Linked DNA regions of Homo sapiens: regions 1 and 2 are each linked to region 3. The links are chromatin contacts, found by Hi-C or POLR2A ChIA-PET in ENCODE. All regions are on one chromosome and are shown on one strand. Each heading gives the region's core, a stretch centred on a gene start or an enhancer-like site at or near the end of the contact. The rest is flanking DNA. Distances are from core to core; before and after follow the strand shown.

Region 1 (4,826 bases), core at 1-2,500, 210 kb before region 3:
GCCACCACATCCAGTCAATAAATTTTTTTTTTTTTTTTTTGAGATGGAATCTTGCTCTGTCGCCCAGGCTAGAGTGCAGTGGCACAATCTTAGCTCACTGCAGCCTCTACCTCCCCAGTTCCACCGACTCCCTGCCTCAGCCTCCTGGGGAGCTGGGATTACAGGCACACACCACCATGCCCAGCTAATTTTTGTATCTTTTTTTTTTTTTTTAGTAGAGACAGGTTTCACCATGTTGGCCAGGCTGGTCTTGAACTGCTGACCTCAGGCGATCCACCCACCTCGGCCTCCCAAAGTGCTAGGATTATAGGCGTGAGCCACCACACCCGGCCAATAATTTTTTTAATTACAATTGTTCTTGGTAAGCCTGGGAAACACAGCGAGATCCCATCTCTACAAAAAAAATTTAAAAATTAGCTGGGCATGGTGGTGTGCACCTGTAGTCCTAGCTTCTTGGGGAGATTGAGGTGGGAGGATTGCTTGAGCCCAGGAGTTCGAGGCTGCAGTGAGCTATGATCACACAACTACACTCCAACCTGGGCAAAAGTAGGAGACTCTGTCTCTAAATAATAATAATGGCCAGGTGTGGTGGCTCACGCCTGTAATTCCAGCACTTTGAGAGGCCAAGGTGGACAAATCACCTGAGGTCAGGAGTTCAAGACAAGCCTGTCCAACATAGTGAAACCCCATCTCTATTAAAACTACAAAAAAATTAGCCAGGCATGGTGGCACGCGTCTGTGGTCTTAGCTGCTCGGGAGACTGAGGCAGGAGAATCACTTGAACCCGGAGGCAGAGGTTACAGTGAGCCAAGATCGCACCACTGCACTCTAGCCTGGGTGACAGAATGGGACTCTAACTCAAAAAAAAATAATTATTTAATAATAATTAAAAATAAAAAGAATTTTCCCCAAGTGCCCTGAGCCCAGGATCTCACACTCATACCTCCCGTTTCCCTCTGTGTGTGGCCCCCCTGCGGCCACCAGGGGGCGCCCTGGGCTCTGTCCCTCAGGGAAGAATTTTCATTTGTGTATGACAGGCTCCGGGAAAAGAAGATTATTCTAATTGGAGATTTCATCTCTGAGAAATAGGTTGTGCTGGAGGGAATCATGTCACTGGCTTCCCTAGGCCCTGCTTGAATTTATACACTCCCTGGGGCTCTCGGCAGCACAGATATAAGGAAGGCTGGGTGCCCTCACCAGCTCAGCCCCCTAAGGGTTACACCTTACACGCCCGTCCCCTCCGAAAGTCCAGGGCAGGTTTTCGAAGAGAAAGATCCAACCGTGGGACCCTTTCTGCGGGAAACTGCCCCGTACTGGACCTGACGAGATAACCACAGACAAGGGATGGCTGGGCCTGGGCGGCCCTTTATGCCAACTTCTCTCAAAGAGATAATTAGTTAACAATGGATTCGGGTCCCACTGCTTCCTAGGCTGGGGCTTTAATAATCAGAAACTCCCTCCATGCCATGACTAAAAATATCCCACTGTGAAAACAAGGCAGGCATCAGGGAAGAATCGCCATCCACAGGCCGGCAAAGGGAGGCGCAGCTTGGGGAACTCCTGCTCTGGGGAACCAGCACCCTCCGGGGTGCCCCCTTCTATGGGGAAAGAGACCCACCAGGCATCAACGCACCTGGGGTCTCTCAAGTACCCTCCCTCCATCCCAGCCCCACCGTCTGTGAAAACCCATCTGAAGTAGCTTGAATTGTGTCCCAAAAAATATGTGTTCAGGCCAGGCACAGTGGCTCCCGCCTGTAATCCCAGCACTTTGGGAGGCCGAGGCGGGCGGATCACTTGAGGCAAAGAGTTCGAGACCAGCCTGGTCAACATGGTGAGACCCTGTCTCTACTGAAAACACAAAAATTAGCCAGGCATGGCGGCACATGCCCATAGTCCCAGCTACTCAGGAGGATGAGGCAGGAGAATTGCTGGAACCCAGGAGGCGGGGGTTGTGGTGAGGCGAGATCACACCATTGAACTCCAGCCTGGGCAACAGAGCAAGATTCCATCTCAAAAAAAAATTTATTTTCAAGGTGAAATAATCCTGAATTTAGGGTAGACCCTAAACCCAATGTCAAGTGTCTTTATAATAAGAGAGATTTGGACAGAGACACAAAGAAGAAATCTACAAGAAAATGAAGGCAGATGGGTGTGGTGGCACCTGCCTGCAATCCCAGCTACTTGGGAGGCTGAGGCACGAGAATTGCTTGAACCCGGGAGGCGGATGTTGCAGCAAGCCAAGATCACGTCACTGCACTCCATCCAGCCTGTGCCACAGAGCAAGACTCTGTCTTCAAAAAAATAAATAAAATAAATACAAAGACCAAAAATAAGAAAAGAAAATGAAGGCAGAGACTGGAGTGATGCAGCCACATCCAAGGAATACCAAGAGCTGCCAGAAACCAGAGGAGGCCCGGAAGGATTCTCTTCTAGAGACTTTGGAGCGAGCAGAGCCCCGCTGACTCTTTTATTTCTGACTTCTGGCCCCCCAGGACTATTAAATAACATACTTGGTATTTTTTGTTGTTGTTTTTTGTTTGTTTGTTTTTTGAGACAGAGTCTTGCTCTGTCGCCCAGGCTGGAGTGCAGTGGCACAACCTCAGCTCACTGCAACCTCCGCCTCCTGGGTTCAAGCGATTCTCCTGCCTCAGCCTCCAGAGTAGCTGTGATTACAGGCACGCACCACCATGCCCTGCTAATTTTTTTGTATTTTTAGTAGAGATGGGGTTTCACTATGTTGGCCAGGCTGGTCTCGAACTCCTGACCTCATGATCCGCCCGCCTCGGCCTCCCAAAGTGCTGAGATGATAGGCGTGAGCCACCGTGCCTAGCCGAGAGTGTGATGATTTTAAAAAGCCAACTGCGCTGGTGATCTGGGCTTTACACCTCACTGTTCTACATGTCAGTAAGACCCAGAAGAGGCCGCATCAATGAACAGGTGTGTTCCAGGGTCGGGAACTGACGACCTCAAGAGAAAAAAGCTGTGAACACCTTCCACAGTCATGGGTTTCACAGGCTCGCACATTTGACCCTGCACCGGCCTGTTTTCATTCTATGGTGTCTGAAATTTTTGGCTCTAGTTTGCTGAGCTATTAAAGGCCCTGTGCTAAAGTGTCACCTCACGGAGTCCTCATGACCATGATGCTGTATTCCAAGTACTCCATTTTACTGCATTCCTCAAGAGCATTCGGCTGGTTTACAGATGGCACAGGGATTCGGTCTAATGCAGAACTTTTGGTCTTCAAAGAACACCTGGCCACACAGTGGCTCACACCTGTAATCCCAGCACCTGGGGAGGCCGAGATAGGCAGATTGCTTGAGGCCAGGAGTTCGAGACCAGCCTGGCCAACATGGCGAAACCCCACCTCTATTAAAATACAAGAATTAGCTGGGCGTGGTGGCGCATGCCTGTAATCCCAGCTACTTGGGAAGCTGAGGCAGGAGAATCACTTGAACCGAGGAGGCGGAGGTTGCAATGAGCCAAGATCACACCACTGCAGTCCAGCCTGGGCAACAGAGAGAGACTCGGACTCAAAAAAAAAGGTATCACCTGGCTGGATGAGGTGGTTCACACCTGTAATCCCAGCAGTTTGAGAGGCTGAGGTAGATGGATTGCTTGAGCCAAGGAGTTCGAGACCAGCCTGGGCAGCAGAGCGAGACCCCCATCTCTACCAAAAAAAAAAAAAAAAAAAAAAAAAAACTTAAATGAACTGAGCATGGTATCGCATGCCTGTAGTCCCAGCTACCTCGATCACCTGAGCTAGGAGGTCGAGGCTATGGAGAGCTGTTACTGTGCCACTGCTCTCCAGCCTCGGTGACAGAGCAAAAGACTCCATCTTGGTAAAAAAAATAAAATTTTTTTTTTAAAAAAGGAAATCAGGTTTTTTTGTGGGTTTTTTTTTTTTTTTGAGCAGAGTTTTGCTCTTGTCACCCAGGCTAGGGTGCAATGGCGCAATCTCAGCTCACTGCAACCTCCACCTCCCAGGTTCAAGTGATTCTCCTGCCTCAGTCTCTCTAGTAGCTGGGCCTACAGGCGTGCGCCATCACGCCCAACTAATCTTTGTATTTTTAGTAGAGATGGGGTTTTGCCATGTTTGCCAAGCTAGTCTCGAACTTCTGACCTCAGGTGATCCACCTGCCTTGGCCTCCCAAAGTGCTAGGATTACAGGCGTGAGTCACTGCGCCCGGGCTGTGGTGTTTTGTTTTTTTTTTTTCTTTTTTGAGACAGGGTCTGGCTCTGTCACCAAGGCTGGAGTACAGTGGTGCCATCACAGCTCACTGCAGCCTCAAACTCCTAGGCTCAGTAAATCCTCCTGCATCAGCCTTTCAAGTAGCTGGGACTACAGGCGCATGCCACTACTCCTGGCTAATTTTTTGTTCCTTTTGTTTTGTTTTGTTTTGTTTTTGTAGACTGGGGTCTCACTATGTTGCCCAGGGTGGCCTCAAACTCCTGAGCTCCAGCCACCCTCCCACTTTGGCCTCCCAAAGGGCTGGGATTACAGGTGTGAGTCACTGTGCACAGCCTAAACAGCAATCTTTAACTTGGAGGGGGGATGAGGGGGCTGCTGAGAGGTGAGAAGGGGGAAGGAAAGAGAAAGGGCAGGGGAAGTGTGGGTAGCTGGCCAAAGCCAGCCTGGCTCACCTTTAGCTGCAACCTATGTTCATGGCTTCCTTGTTCCTTAAAGTAATTCAGTGACACAGGTCCCTGCTGTTATGCCCATATCATAGTGAGGACACTGCAGTTTCACCCAAGGGTAAGTGCTTCAGAATGGCCATAAGAGTCCCAGAATCTGGTCCCCAGAAGGACAAAGCACATCCTCATTTTCC
Region 2 (4,213 bases), core at 1,054-3,553, 130 kb before region 3:
ACGAACCCAGCCACCGGCAGCTCCCTCCCCACGTGCGCTCGGCCCGCAGCGCAGAGGGCGGCCCGGGGTGGGGGCGCCTCACCTTTGCCCTCCATGGCGTGCACGAAGTCCCCCTGGTACAGCTGGCTGCGAAGCTTCTCCTCCAGGCTGAAGCCGCGGACGCTGACGATCTCCTCCACGTCCGACAAGTCCTCGTTCTCGTCGTATCGCTGGCGGTCAATCGGGCGCTGCGAGGACCCAAACCAGAGAGCCCGGGACATTATTGTGGGGGCTGGAGGTCGCCTCTCAACCTGGGCCCAGCACTAACAGGTGCAGCAGCCGAGCGCCCCCTGCACCCCACCATTGCAACCCAAGCAACTTTGCGCAATTGCCAAAGATGCTGAAAAGCAGGACAAGGAGAGGGGCCCGCACCCCGAGGGTCCAGCTGCGCTCTACGCGGGGTACTCCCCTCCGGTGTCTTCGGAAGCACTGAAGGGACATCTGGGGACCCTCCCCTGCCCCCCGCCCCCGAAATGTGCTGGGCTTCGCCCACTCGGCCGGGAGCCTGGTTATGTAACCCGCGAAGGGGGCTCCGGACACGGGCTGGCGGGGCAAATGTAGGCCCCAGGAGGAGCCGCTGCGGCGCCCGGCTCGGCGGTAACAGCAGCCCCAGCGGCCGCGGCGGCAGAGCCGGGAAGCCGGAACCGGGGGCCGGCGGCATTTCTAAAGCTGGAGCCGCCCCCGAGCTACCGGGGAAGCTGGAAAGCTGAAATGGAAGGGCTGAGACCCCAGCCGCCCCCGCCGCCCGCCCGCCAGTGCAAGAAGAGGAGGTGGGGGGAGGAGAATCGGGGCTTGGAAGGGGGAGAGGCAGACGGCCCGCCACAAAGCTCGGATCGGAGACCCCAAAACGCACCAGCAGCTGCCTCATCTCCCCACAAGCGCGCGCGCACACTCACTTCCTAAGGAGACTCCCCCACCACTCCCCGCATCCCCCTGCCTCCTCCCTCCACCGCCCAGCGCCCGGCCCCTCAGCCCCCCAGATTCCGGGCGAACCCCGAGCCCGCTCAGCCCCCCTCCACGCCTTTCCCCGATACCACCTCCCCACTTAAGTGTCTGAGACTCTAAGCCTCACAAGGGGCTGGAGGAGTAAGCAGCTTGCTTCCTTTTGCATGCAATTTATTATATTTTTTTCCCGGTCCTCTTGCAAAATACAGAAAAGGAAAGAAAAGGCAGCGAGAAACAACCAAAAAAAAAAAAAAAAAGATCTATCATATGCCAGATACAGATTTGGAAAAAAAAAAAAAAAAAAAAAGCTACACACCAATCTTCTTCCAGAGTCTTTCTCTGCCTCCATTTTTTTAGGAGAGTTCACCAATTAATTGTCAACACTCCTGCCCCCTGCATTTTGGCCGAGGGGGGAAGGAGGGAAGACCAAAGAAAACAAACCAAAAAATAAATAAATAAAGCAAGCCAGAGCCGAGATCTACAAAGTTTTGCACCAACACTTAGGCAGATCCGTTTGCAAAGTCCTAGGAAACCATTTTCAGCAGTTGTGGGGGGGGGGAGGCGTCGACGTCATAATCCCCGGAACGTAAACATTGTTGCCGATCGCGCTCGGAGCCCGCGGCCGGGCTATTTGGGGGGGCTCTCGGCCCGGGCTTGGGGGGGTGGGGGCGGCGGCCCGAGGAGGTATGGGGCGGGGAGGGAGCCCGGGAGGCACCGGGCGCCGTTAGCGCCGTGGCATCGCTGTTTTGTTGTTGGGTCACGAGTGCGCCTCTGCACGCAGGCGCCGCCGCCGCCCGGGAGTTGTGTGCAGAGCTGACTTTTGGAGGGCCGAGTTGCAGGCGGCGGGCGCATCCCGGAGATGGCGGGGCAGGGAGGGAGGGAAGGAGGAGGGGGCGGGGAGGGAGGTGCAGATTTGCACGGCTGGCCTCAGCGGGAGGCGCGGAAATGCAAGCCGAGCATGCTGGCGTGAAAGCCCCCGGGGCCTGGCACCCCCAAAAACGACCCCCCACCTCCGTTCCTGCCCTCATTGCCCAGGGCTACCCCTCTTCCTCTTCTTTCATCCACCCCTCCCCCAACATTACCTGTGTGGCCGACTCAAATTCAAAGCATTTTGTATATATAACTGTTTTCTTTTTTTGCTTTTCTGCTGCATGTCTTTTTCGTGGGGGGTGATCCTCTGCAGATCCCCCCATTTGCGGACCCGCCATGTGGAGGAGGCATTTGGGGGGCTCAGAAGGAAATTAGCTCGGCTTCCATACCTATAAGGACTGCCTAACTTTTAAACTCCCGGCACTCAAAGATGTGGACACACACACGTACAGGAAATACAGCCAGACCAGAGCCTTTGCAGTCCGCAGCTGACCGGAAGACGTTGCCTTTCATTCATTCATTCTGCCCGCCTCTGTGGACTCCTTTACTAGGCGACCAGCCCTGAAACAGAAGTTGGACATTTTTTAAAGGTTCTTGCGCTCGGCAAGGGGAGCAGATAGATGCTCAGGAGCGAAAGACGCAGAGAATTGGATCTGGCGCCTCCTAACGCAGCCCGCACAGGAGCGAAGGGTAAGCCCTTGTTGGTAGTTTATAGAAGACAAGTCGGTGGAAAGGTGCATGGTGCTCTGGGATAGGTGGGGGGAACTCTAGTGCCCTTGATGAAGCCCCTACAGGGCTTCTTAGCGGAGGTATCGGCACCCTCCGTACATACATGGGTGTCATTAGGTCCCTGTCCACTTACTAGTGTTTTTGACTACCCCAGCACTGGTCCTGGGTTGTCTTGTCCTCCCATCATGAGCAACAGTCAGGTCGACTTGGCTTGAGAAAAGCTAGCCCTAAACATTCCTCCAGCCCCAGCTGTGGCGCCCTGCTAGGCCTGATCTTGCGGGTAAAGATGCTGATAAAATGACATGGCAAGAGGGAGACGATAAAGGGACATTGTAGATAGCAGGCTTTGAGCCTGACATTTTATTTCTGCCATAACCCTGTGGGATACTTGGAGCAGGTCATTTTGCAGATAGGGAAACTGAAGCTCAGAGAAATTATGAATCTGAATGATTGCTGTGCTCCCATATGGTCCCCAGGCTATCAGACAGACCTGTGGGGAGGACGTGGCTTCCCCACCAGGAGATACGATGTCACTATCAGCATCGTATTGGCCGTCCTAAGAGACAGCTTCCCCCTCACTCACCTTAGAAGTTTCCTGTCCTATCTGACTGTAGTCTTTCCCACCCATCCTCAAAGGCTACTCTTTGAAGTTTGTTTTCATTCATGTTCACTAGCTGTAAAAATCTTTTAAGCAGGGATGAGGCTGGGAAACATCAAAATTTGTTTCCAAACTGAAATCGCCCACGTTGGCTGCTGCGTGCAATCAGTAGCCCTTCGTGTGAGTGCTGCCGGTTCTGCCTTCAGTCCGTCCAGAACCATGGACCATTTTATTTGTTCCTGTCTTTCTCACAAGAACCCTTTAAGGGAAATCGTCTTGTTCGTTCCCATTTTGCAAAGGAGGAAATTAGGACTAAGAAAAGCAAAGCCACTCACCCAGGATCACATAGCGCGTATGTGCCGCTGCCAGGGCTCACACTGGAGCCTGGCTTGGCCATCACGTGCTTTTTTTTTTTTTTTTTTTTTTTTTAGTAACTTACCAGCCTCACTACTGCCCCATAATGAAATAAACATGTTCAAAGGAGGCTGCATGGGCTGGAGAGTGACGCAAAGTGAATTAAGTGAAATAAAGCAAAAAATATATAATAGAATGCTTCATCTAATTAATTCTTTTTTCTCCCTGAGGCCCTTCTTTCTCTCCAAGTGGCCTCATAGTGGCCCCAAAAGCTGGCATCAGAAAAAGGTCCAATGGCAGCCACCTTAGTATAAAAACAGTTAAGTCCATCTATCACCTCCACGAGGAGTTCCTGGCCTGTCAGAGTGGGAAGGGGCTGGGTAGTCACCTCATTTAATCCCCCCCCTTTACAAACCTCGAGGAAACCGCAAACACGAGAAAAGAATGGGCCAGCCGGGGGTTTGTTCCCCTTGGCCTCCCCCAGAATGCCTGCCCTGCTGCCGGGTCCTAAGTGGCCACTCAATAAATGTTGGGCCCTTGATGAATCACCTTCCCCCTCGATATTTGCATTTTCTCTTTATCAGTAATTGGCAGATGAAAGGCTTTGTCCTCCAGTTGAAAGAATTCCAAGCATTTGCTCAAAGTGGGGGAGGAGGTTATTTTGGACCAAAGGGGGAA
Region 3 (4,550 bases), core at 1,684-4,183:
GCTTTGTTGGAACCCGAGGGCTTGACACATAGTAGACCCTCAGTAAATATTTGTTAAAGGAATGAACTTTAACACTTAGTAACACTTAGTATCACTTAACACTTAGTATCACTTTCTAACACTTGGAATGTGACCCTATTTGGAAATAGGGCCTTTCCAGATGTAAAGTTGAGATGTGATCACACTAGGAAAGGGTGTCTTTTTTTTATTTTTATTTTTTTGAGAGAGGCTCTTGTCCTGTCACCCAGGCTAGTGTGCAGTGGTGTGATGACAGCTCACTACTGGAGGCTGCGAAGGCCCCGAGCCCTGGGAGCCCATGCTATTTATTGGTAATCCAACAGAGAAACAGGTGGTGAGAATGTGGAGGTCAAGAGGGCACGTTGCATTAAGCCCATGATTTACAGCTGTGATGGTTTAGCATTTGCTCCGCTACTTAAGATAATGGAGAGCAGGTTCTTTTAACACAAGATACAATTGATCCTGGGTGAGCAAGGAGCAAGGAGCCAGCAAGTCTAGACACATTCCAGAGCCACGAGCCCTGGATTCTATCCAAGCCACGAGGGGTTTTATGCCCTGGGCTTAGATTATGGTGCATCAGGGCAGCCTTCCACCCTTTAGCACAGAGCTTGGTGTTCCAAAGGCCACAAGGGGTTTTAGACCTTGGACCCTGGACATGTTCCAAGACTCTTTTACATTGTGTCAGACATACAAGCCCTGCCTCAGCTTCTCCCAACACTCAGCTTTTCCCAACACACTACAGCCTCGACCTCTGGAGCTCAAGTGATCCTCCCATCTCAGCCTCCCAAGGAGCTGGGAATACAGGCTTGTACCATAATGCCCGGCTAATTTTTGTATTTTTAGTAGAAATGGGGTCTCACTATGTTGGCCAGGCTGGTCTCCAACTCCTGGCCTCTAGTGATCTGCCCACCTCGGCCTCCCAAAGTGCTGGGATTACAGGCGTGAGCCACCATGCCTGGCCAGAAAGGGTGTCTTTTTAAGAGAGGACACACACAGACATGCACACAGGAAAGAAGACGGTGCAACAGGGTAGAGATTGGGGTGATGCAGCTGCGAGCTAAGGAACGCCAGTGAAGGAGCCCCCCGCCACCACATACACCCACAAGCTATGAGGAGGGAAGGATTCTGCCCAGAGCTTCAGAGGGAGCACTGCTTTGCTGACACCTTCCTCTCAGATTTCTAGATGCCAGAACTGTGAGACAATACATTTCTTTCTTTTCTTTTTTTCTTTCCTTCCTTCCCTCCCTTCCTTCCTCTCTCTCTCTTTTTTTTGAGACTCAGTTTCACTCTTGTTGCCTAGGTTGGAGTGCAATGGCACGATCTCAGCTCACCACAACCTCCACCTCCCTGGTTCAAGTGATTCTCCTGCATCAGCCTCCTGAGTAACTGGATTACAGGCATGTGCCACCACACCTGGCTAATTTTTTTGTGTGTTTTTAGTAGAGATGGGGTTTCTCCATGTTGGTCAGGCTGGTCTTGAACTCCCAACCTCAGGTGATCCTCCTGCCTCAGCCTCCCAAAGTGCTGGGATTACAAGCGTGAGCGACCGCGCCCGGCCTCCTTCTTTCTTTATGAGACTGGGTCTCGCTCTGTTACCCAGGCTGGGGTGCAGTGGTGCAATCATAGCTTACTGCAGCCTTGACCTCCCAGGCCCAAGGAATTCTTGGACCTCAGCCTCCGGAGTAGCTGGGACCACAGGCGCGTGCCACCACACCCAGCTAATCTGTAAATTTTTTGTAGAAACAAGGTCTCCTTATGTTGCCCCCGTTGGTGAGAATACATTTCTATTGTTTAAACTACCCAGGTTGTGGTTATGGCAGCTTTAGCAACGAACACAGGGGGCCGGGCACGGTGGCTCATGCCTGTAATCCTAGCACTTTGGGAGGCCAAGTCGGGCGGATTACTTAAGGTCAGGAGTTCGAGAGCAGCCTGGCCAACACTGCAAAACCCCGCCTCTACTAAAAATACAAAAATTAGCTGGATGTGGTATAACCTGGCTACTCCAGAGGCTGAGGTATGAGACGCACTTGATTCCGGGAGGCGGAAGTTGCAGTGAGCTGAGATCACACCACTGCACTCCAGCCTAGGCGACAGAAAAAAAAAAAAACACCCATAAAAATAGAAGAAAAAAGAAAGATAAAAAAGTAAAGTAACACAGGTGTCATTTGAAACTGAGGCCTGAATGATGAAAAAAAGGCACATCGTATGAAGATTTAGAGGGAAGAAAGTTCCATGCAAGGTCAGGAAGAGAAAAAGCAATGGCTGGAGGGTACGAGTCCAGGGCGGTGAGATAGAAGGGACTGGAAAGCTAGGCAGGGGCAGTTCTTGCAGGACTTGGCAGAGGAGGGGACAGAACTGGATTTAATCAGCTTGGAGGCGGTTGTCCCTTGAGCGACAGAAACAGCTGTTAAGAACGTCACCCAGAGCGTTAGAGGGCAGGAATCTAGGATGTATTAGCTGCAGCACATAATAATGACAACGTGAAATGACCGTGCCCTCTCTGCGCTGCGCCGCCCGGCCCCCGACCTTTTTGGATGGTCGATGTCAGCGCCAGCCTTCCGGGGCGCTGGCCTGGGCTCAAGTCAGGCAATGACCAGGGGCCGGTGAGCTTTCATTTCACCTCCCCCAAATCTCCTTTCCCCAAACTCTAGACACCCCCAAAACACACAATCTAAGTCAAATAATCTCTGCAAATGCAACCTGCAGACAAGTCCCCCAACTCTTCCTGGAAGAGACAGATTCTGGAGGCGCAGAGGCACTGCCAAGGGGGCCGCAACAGACCCCGAAAGACCTTGCGAGCCTGCCATGTCCCGGTCCGGAACGCCGCACGCGGGGCGGGGCGGGGCACATGCGCACGCGCGGCCCCGCCTCCCAGGCGTGGGGCGGGGCGGGCGCCGGGGCGGGGCCGTGACGTCAGTTGCGCGCGTGGCTCTGGCTGCGCAGGAACAGCTGGTGCCTCCGAGGGCGGTCGGCGAGCGCGCGGGCGTGGGGCGCTGGGGGGCCGGTCGGGCAGCGCTGCGGGAGCAGCCGCCGGCACCGCCGCCTTGCACCATCGCATCATGTCCGGGCAGCTGGAGCGTTGCGAGCGCGAATGGCACGAGCTGGAGGGAGAATTTCAAGAACTGCAGGTAGGGCCAGGCCACCTGGTCCCGCAACTCTGCTGCCCGCGGTGCAGCGCCTTGCCCTTCCTGAGCCCCCCGGCCCGGGCGGTGGGGACAGTCAGGGCCTAGGGAGTGCCCCGGAGAGGCCCTGGGGGCGGACGGGAGGCATGGACCAGCCCCCTCCCATCACCCGGCGCTTCAGCTCTTCGTCCACGTGGGGCGCCGGGTCGCAGCCCCCTCTTCCGCCGCCCTCCCACTGGCTCTCTGCTCCACGCACCCCCTTCGCTGCAGAAAGTTGGTCTGTGGCCTCTGAGGCAAGTTCCAGGCGTGTTCATCTGTGGGGGTGGTTCAAAGAGAACAGCCCAGCCCCCACCTCTGCAGGGTCTCCCCAGATCTCACCCCGCCCCCTCCCATCTGCTTTTGGTAGCTCAGCTCCCACCCCGTGCTCTGGCGGGGCAGCACTATCCTGCAGCTCTGTTTTGGGAGGTGTACTTAAGAGCTGTTCACCTTGAACCTCTAGGTTGTGCTTGGGGATTAGGGACCCCTATTTCCTGTCTTTGGGGGCTCTGACGCTGCTGCAGGCTGATTTTGGCGTGGAGAGCATCTGTCAGTTCGGACAGCTGAGTAGCCTCACCCAGTGATAGGGGAAACTCCCAGCTCTATCCTTCTGGCCCGGAGCCTTACACGGGGTGGAGTGAGGGCGGGTGTAAGGCGGGGGTCCCCTGAGAGAATGGCATTGCTGCTGGGTGTGGGGAGCGGTCCTGGCAGCAGTTGTTCCTGCTAAGAGGTTCAGAGAGGCCCCAGCTACCTACCGTGTTGACTAGAGACGCCTCAGGAAACCTTGGGGTTGACCAAGAGGGACTCGGTGACTATTTTTGAAGACAGGGCTGTTCCCTCTCCAGTCACGGGATTGTTTTTCGGGGGGTTGGCTTTGCCTGAAATTACATTGCACACTATCACCCCAGTCCTCTCATTTGGAGCAGTGACATTGTCCCTGTCCATGTACCTCTTGTCTGCAGTTCAGTTGGCCTCCTACAGTGTGCAGAGGGGAGAGGAGGTTGCCAAGGGTGTCTCTGATGGGTCTTTCTAGACACGTGGTTGTAGATTCTGATCAATAGACAGAGGGTTGCTGGAGAGCCGGGGCAGGAATGGGGGTGCCCTTTCAGGCATGAATAGAGGGGAAGGGACCTAGACACATCTCGACCTGTCCAGCATGTGTAGGTTGATGCCTTCTCTTCTAGGGCCTGGGTCCCATCCGGTTCTCAGGGGACTGTTTTGGCTCCACTCCCACGGAGAAGACTCAGCCACTTCTTGTTTTGTTTTGTTTTGTTTTGTTTTTGTGACAGAGTCTCACTGTCGCCCAGGCTGGAGTGCAGTGGCGTGATCTCGGCTTACTACAGCCTCCGCCTCCCGGGTTCGAGCCATTCTCTG

The links. A loop is a pair of places that touch in the nucleus more often than their neighbours do. ChIA-PET counts read pairs that join two places held with the same protein, here RNA polymerase II (POLR2A). Pooled maps may share reads with other maps.
Region 1: a pooled map shows a loop between it and region 3 (2.0-fold over the local background). The contact joins the enhancer-like site here to the promoter of TMEM120B in region 3. A Hi-C loop is called at or near these places in 2 of 50 pooled maps. POLR2A ChIA-PET finds 5 or more read pairs at or near these places in 3 of 52 experiments (GM12878, HepG2 and WTC11).
Region 2: a loop to region 3 is called in a pooled map, with 4 times the contacts of the local background. The contact joins the promoter of KDM2B here to the promoter of TMEM120B in region 3. A Hi-C loop is called at or near these places in 1 of 37 single-sample maps with no recorded cell type and 6 of 50 pooled maps. POLR2A ChIA-PET finds 5 or more read pairs at or near these places in 9 of 52 experiments (H1, MCF 10A, WTC11 and 4 more).

Annotation. Positions count from the first base shown.
Region 1 is chr12:121,499,089-121,503,914 of GRCh38, forward strand. All of the region lies in intron 11 of KDM2B (lysine demethylase 2B), which reads right to left. Among named protein-coding and RNA genes, the nearest start is that of MIR7107, 57 kb to the left of the region's middle. RefSeq lists enhancers at 857-1,556, 908-1,007, 1,018-1,077, 1,108-1,167, 1,557-2,255 and 1 more. Within about 2 kb of position 1,251, at least 8 of the 41 ENCODE cell types and tissues checked have a DNase peak (open chromatin) inside an H3K27ac peak, as active enhancers do.
Region 2 is chr12:121,578,720-121,582,932 of GRCh38, forward strand. KDM2B (lysine demethylase 2B) reads right to left here and starts at 2,304. Exons shown (of 23, transcript NM_032590.5): 1 at 2,067-2,304; 2 at 83-227. The coding sequence starts at 2,192. It overlaps KDM2B-DT (KDM2B divergent transcript), which reads left to right and starts at 1,792. Exons shown (of 4, transcript NR_183427.1): 1 at 1,792-2,544. RefSeq lists silencers at 346-425, 1,585-1,894, 1,975-2,024 and enhancers at 1,594-2,529, 3,465-4,213.
Region 3 is chr12:121,709,819-121,714,368 of GRCh38, forward strand. It overlaps TMEM120B (transmembrane protein 120B), which reads left to right and starts at 2,934. Exons shown (of 12, transcript NM_001080825.2): 1 at 2,934-3,146. The coding sequence starts at 3,078. RefSeq lists silencers at 2,776-3,035, 3,046-3,095, 3,276-3,405.